Regions from separate parts of the Mus musculus genome. Here region 1 is linked to region 2. Evidence: chromatin loops called from intact Hi-C (ENCODE). Cell type or tissue: left cerebral cortex. All regions are shown on one strand. Each heading gives the region's core, and the rest is flanking DNA. Links, peaks and the distances in the headings are about the cores only. Region 1 has its middle 97 kb from the start of Npy. Region 2 has its middle 110 kb from the start of Gm31226.

Region 1 (2,917 bases), core at 241-2,740, 400 kb after region 2:
GAGACCAATCAAGAAGGAGAAGCACTCACTATGACTCTCTGGCTTCCATGCATTGCATGCGTGTGCACAGGCATGCACATCCTATCTCCCTCAGTGCACACATGCTCACGTGCACACTGGCTCTCCTGGGATTTCTCATGCAGGTGGCTTATGTACTGTCTTTTGTGAAACCTTTTCTGTACCGGCACAAGAGCTGGGAGTGCAGACTCGCAGTGGAGAGCATGCATACCATAGGTCCCGTCTCCAGCACATAGTCAGTCCACAAACCAGGGACGGTCAACAGAAATCCAGTGTAATCCCATGTAAAATGTGCCACCTCTGTACTTACATTTTAGAAGGTGAAAATAATCAGATGAAATGTCCCCCACTAGATTCAACATACTCTAATTTTATCATACAATCAATATAAAATACTGAGATAACTTTACGAAATTGTTTTACACCGTTTCTGAGTCTGTTACGTATTTCAAAGCATTTACCATGCATCTCAATTAAGACTAACCACATTTCCAGCCCTCACTTGGGCCCTCAGCCCAGACCCTTTGAAGCATAAAGTCTGGAGTGTGGCCCCACTCTATGCCCAAGAGCCCTTCAGCAGATTCTGGTCTTTGTTTAGGTTTGAGAACTATCGATCTAGGCCATGGCTTGTGGACTTGGATGTGCAATAGAAGCACCTGAGAAACGTAAAAATAAAAATGTATGCAGCATTCCTATCCCCAGACAACAAAGGCTTTGTAAGGTCTTCCCAATGGTTCTAACACACAGCAAGATGTTGTAAGGATGTCGCTCGTTATCCCATTCAGTTATGTTTTCCCCTTAGTTCCAAATATTTTAAGATGGCTCCCGTCATCATCTCACAGCATGCAGGCTCTTATTTTCAAAGTCCAGACTCCAGTTTTGTTATTTATTCTACTTGAAGCGTCTGGACAAAAGCAATTGTTTTAACTGATTTCTACAACTCTTTTGCTCAAAAAGAAATCTCCTTTAAAAATCTGAATCTTTTTGCCTCTCTCCCATGATTCCTGATTTCAGAGTGGTTGACTTAACAGCTCTCATTCCTTTACCCCACTTCCCACAGCCCAGGGAGCCTTGGTCACTTCTAGTAGCACCAGTCACTTACAGTTCCACCTGACTGCACACAGGAACTCCAGAACGTTGAACCCCTCCCCTTTTCACTAAGATTTAGCCATCGCTGTCCTGTGTGTCAGAGCAATCCTTGGAGAAGCCCAAGTCCTCCCCCAAAGCATCTTCTAGGGAAAGGGAACAAGGCACAAATCCAATTCATAAGCCCCCTCCCCATCATTACTACTGGTTTCCATCCTGGTAGATCTTTAGTCCCCACGCCCTTGGGTCATGAGAGAGGGAGGATATTGGAAAAGCCACCTGGGAGGCAAGGTAGCACTGGGAGGAATGAAAAATCGGCTGTAGTTCTACAGCACCAAAGGTTCACAGAAAAGGCAGCTGTTTGGCATGCGTGTGCAGCCCACTCGAACAACATAGGCCTCGTTTACTTACCCATATGTAAATATGCATAGCTGAAGCACCCTCTAGTGGAACACCCAGAGAAGGGCATGTTTCCTGGGCAAACCCTTACAAAAAGAAAAAAGGAAGGAAGGAAGGAAGGAAGGAAGGAAGGAAGGAAGGAAGGAAGGAAGGAAGGAAGGAAGGAAGGAAGGAAGGAAGGGAGGGAGGGAGGGAGGGAGGCAGAGTGTTTAGAAATCTCATCTAACCACAGCATCATTTGAGATATGAGCACAAACCTACAGTAGCTCCACAGTCCTGGCAAGGTCCTGGGTGCACAAGCTGGTCCACTGGGGCTATAGAGGGCCGGGCCAAACTGGCTTTCTTAAAGTCCTCAACCTTGAAGGCCTAGCTAGGTTCTTGCTGCACACAGTGCAGGAAGGCTTGTTTAGAGGTGAGAGCTGTAACAAAGAAAGATTTGACAGTCCCACTAGGGTCCCTTCAGTTCACCAAATGACCTGTCCCTATTTCTAAACAGAAGGCCATGGTGGGACCACTCATTCATGGAAGCCTGTCCCTACTGGTGGAGAGTAAAAGAGGAGAGTAAACATTGTTACACTGACTAGAAAGATCAAATTTGTAACAGTTGTCAAAATCAATAATAGTCACACCCATTTCCCAAGAAAATATGCTTGCAGGAATTTATCTAGGGCAAAATCCTAGAAACACTGTAGGTGCCAACGAGAGATAAATTAAATAAATAATGATATACCTTTAGTGTCCTGCCAGGGGCCTCTGTGCTGAGCAGTGTTAGGTGAAAACCTGCTTGTATTAAGGAGTACTTGGAACAGCATTCTTTTGATGAGCAACTCTGAGGGTTTACCAGAGCAGGAGTCCATGAAACTGGTGGACCAGTCACCATCCCATCAGTCCAGGTCCGAGGAGAATGAAACAGAAACAGTCAGTCTTACTCATCTCCTGCACTGGGATTTATTCTTCCTCTCTATGCCTGGATGGCAGAGTTTGGGAGCTTACATTACTGACTTCCCAGGTTCTCAGGTCATTAGCCTTAAACTAAGAGCTATTCCATCAGCATCTCTGGTTCTGAGGTCCAAGATATAGATTGAAAACAGGCTAGCAGCCTCCCAGGGTTCCAGCCTGAAGATGGTATCCATAATTTGTGAGTCAATTTCCATAATACATGCCCTCTCATCTGTCCATTCATCCATCCATCCAGCACTCTCATAACACACACACACACACACACACACACACACACACACACACACCTATATAATCATCTCTTTACTATCTTTTACCTACTTGTTTATCTGTCTCATTGGCCCGCCTCTTTGAGGACCCCAGACTAACACAGACTCTACATTCGCCCAAAAGAGTCAACTCTCTGCGTAGGGGATAGATCTCTGTATGGGCTTTCCACTGTGTTATCCTTTTT
Region 2 (2,917 bases), core at 163-2,662:
ATCATCACATGTCCTTTCACATGCTTGCTTTAGCAGAGCATCCTTTCTCCTGTGTCTGTTTCAGCTAAATGTTTCTTTATGAGCCTGCCTTAGTCTTTCACATGTGCCCACTTCAGGAAAACACTCCTTCATGTGTTTGACCTAGCAAAATACCATCCAACACACTGACTCTCCAAACAACCCTTAAGTTTCCATTTCATATACATATAGCATTCAGAATGACAAGGCTGTCATAGGGTTGAGGTTCCATTTTCCTCTTAGACTGATGCTCCAGGCAGAGGCTCTATCCTTGCTCTCCTTTGAGAGCAGAATGCTATGAAACCGCAGTCACTGTCCAGGAGTAAGTAGAACTCCGTGGAGAAGAGAGTAGGAGTCAATTGCAGAACAATTGCTCCTTAAGTGCTTGCCACTGCAGTGAGGAAGGGGGCATTGATAACACCGTATACACTGATGTTAGTAATTGTGAGTGCGAACACAAATAGATGTGTGAGACTGGTGATTAGTGTTGGGATGATAAAGCAGAAGAGATGATCTGTGGAGAGAGCAGGGGGGACTGGACTGAAGGCATATGGAAAGAGAGAGGTAAAGATGTTTGAGCATACAATGTAGCAAAAGATCCTAAACTGGCTTACCAAAAGGAATATTAAATGACTTCCAGACTCTCATGTTTCCTCCAACTTTCTAGAACCTGCTCTCTTCCTTGGAGTCCCCTTCCCCACCCCCCCCACCCCCACTCTGTGTCTTCCCTAGTTCAAGTCACCAGTGCTGTCCTGGTGGATGGGCGGGGTTTCATAGGCAGTCTCAGGTGTTGGTCACACTCTGTGACTTCCTTCAAGGTTTGGGTTGCTGCTGGTCCTCTGGAGATGCCAATGTCTTGCTTGCTGTATGGAGACCCTGTGAAAGCCACTTTCTAAAGTTTGATACCCAATCAGGTTTTCAAGGTACAGATCTGATTTAGAATTTCTTTGCTGCCTTCTCACAAGATCTGTTTGTCAGGCTTCAGTGCACAGAGTCCATGAATTTTGGTCTGCTTTCCCAGGAGTGCTCACGGAGGCTGCCAAGATGCTCTACAGAAATCTTTTTGAAATTCTGTCTTGTGTCTGCTCTATTGCTTGCCAATGCTGAGGTCCTGCGGCCAAGCAGAGAAGATTCCCCCTCCACCCCCCACACCCCCACTCCCAACCTCCACCCCAGGCTTCTGCTATTGCCAGTGTTGCCCTGGGTATCATGTTATCCCCCTCCGTTTTTTGGACTGTTTTTCTCATAGCTCCTCTAAGCTCTCTCCAGATTACTCCCTAGAGCAGGACATCCATGCTTCAGTTGTAATTTGAGAGATTTTTGATTAACAGAATTTTTGTTTTGTTTGCTTTGTTTGCTTGGTTGGTTTTGGTTTATTTGGTTTGTTTCTTTTTTTGCTTTTTGAGATGTAGAATGGATTTGTGTGAGGTTGCCGATGGTCACCAGGTGTCGCTCTAACCCCGTGGTATCTGAGCCCGGCCCAGGCCCAGGAAGTTGAAGCAGTGGGTGTTTGAGTGAGAACAGATTTGATTTGTTTGTTGGAGGAGGACGAGGAGCGTAAACACATCCTTCATTAATATCTAAAGGAATACATAACCAAGCACTGTGCCTGGGAAGACTCTCTAAGGACTTATGTATTGGTTATCTGTTTCATTTATTGCCCAAAATTCTCTACCACAGTTCCTGACTTGAACGTGACTTTCTTACTCAACAGTAGCCAGGTCAAAAGGTTGGTCTGCAGTATGCATATGTAAGGAGCTGTTTGGAATGCTATTAAGAACTTTCAGGAGGATTTAAGATAGTTATGGACATTCAGACTTTCTGTACACTCAAAACTCATTGCAAGTAAATTTTTTTTGGTGTGATTTTATGATAAATTCTCCATCTCTGTAAGTGTAACTGTGTTGAGATATTGAGCCTGCCATTGGACACGCAAACTTTATATGCCCCAGTACAGGGGAACGCCAGGGCCAAAAAGTGGGAATGGGTGGGTAGGGGAGTGTGGGGGAGGGTATGGGGGACTTTTGGGATAGCATTGGAAATGTAAATGAGGAAAATACCTAATAAAAAAAAAGATATTGAGCTTGTGTGTAAGAAGGCATTCAGTAACTTTTTTGAATGAATAAGTGGGAAGATTAATTTGAGCCTTTGACCAAAGGCTAATTTGTAATAGTCAAGTCCCCTTAAGAATAAACTTGTTCCCATCTTTATTCTTTTAATAATTATACCATCAAATGTTTAAGAATAGGCTTTAGACTTACTGTTTACTTGTGAAAAATAGTTTTTATTTTTAAATTTTCATATATGTGCATTGTATTTAAACCATTCCCTTCCTCATAAACCTCTCTTAATTATTATTTTTGCTTATTTATACATGAATAAGTAAACACATAAGTGCAACCTGCTGAGTTCTTTCACTGTTGTCTGCATATATATGATTTTAGGGCTGACTGCCTGGTATTAGATAACAAATTAAGGTGCTCAACCTTGAAGAAGACTAATTCTCCCTCTTTGACCAGTCATTAATTGCCTGTAGCTCGTCATCTAGGGATGGGGCCCAGAGGGATGGCCCCATCCATCTTGTCATGTCAGTATTGCAACTGGTACTAGCCAAGTTTAGGTCTTGTTTAGGCAACTGGATTGTGTGGATTTTATGGGCACAGCTTTTCTGTGCACATAGATCACACATGTATATCTCCTGTGACATACAGTCTTTCACTCCCTTTGTTGTAGTGTTCCCTGAACCCTGGTACATGTTGCACATGTACCAGTTGGGGGCAGGTATACCACAGTCAGTAGTTCTCTGTGTTTTGAACAATTGTGGCTTTCTCTAATGGTTTGCATCTATGGCAAAAAGAAGCTTCCTTGATGAGGAATGAGAGCTACCCTCATGGACCAG

The links. Hi-C counts contacts between places; a loop is a spot of excess contacts. Peaks named below come from ENCODE experiments on the same cell type or tissue, not always from the same donor. Only the 100,000 strongest peaks of a DNase experiment are listed, where the experiment ranks them.
Region 1: it touches region 2 in a loop (6-fold over the local background); 30 of 42 quality-filtered maps call a loop at or near these places.

Annotation. Positions count from the first base shown.
Region 1 is chr6:49,918,156-49,921,072 of GRCm38, forward strand. No RefSeq gene overlaps it. Among named protein-coding and RNA genes, the nearest start is that of Npy, 97 kb to the left of the region's middle. In left cerebral cortex, for the core only: a CTCF peak has its summit at 1,541 (motif pointing left); a DNase peak (open chromatin) is centred at 1,534.
Region 2 is chr6:49,517,750-49,520,666 of GRCm38, forward strand. No RefSeq gene overlaps it. Among named protein-coding and RNA genes, the nearest start is that of Gm31226, 110 kb to the right of the region's middle. In left cerebral cortex, for the core only: a CTCF peak has its summit at 1,445 (motif pointing right); a DNase peak (open chromatin) is centred at 1,473.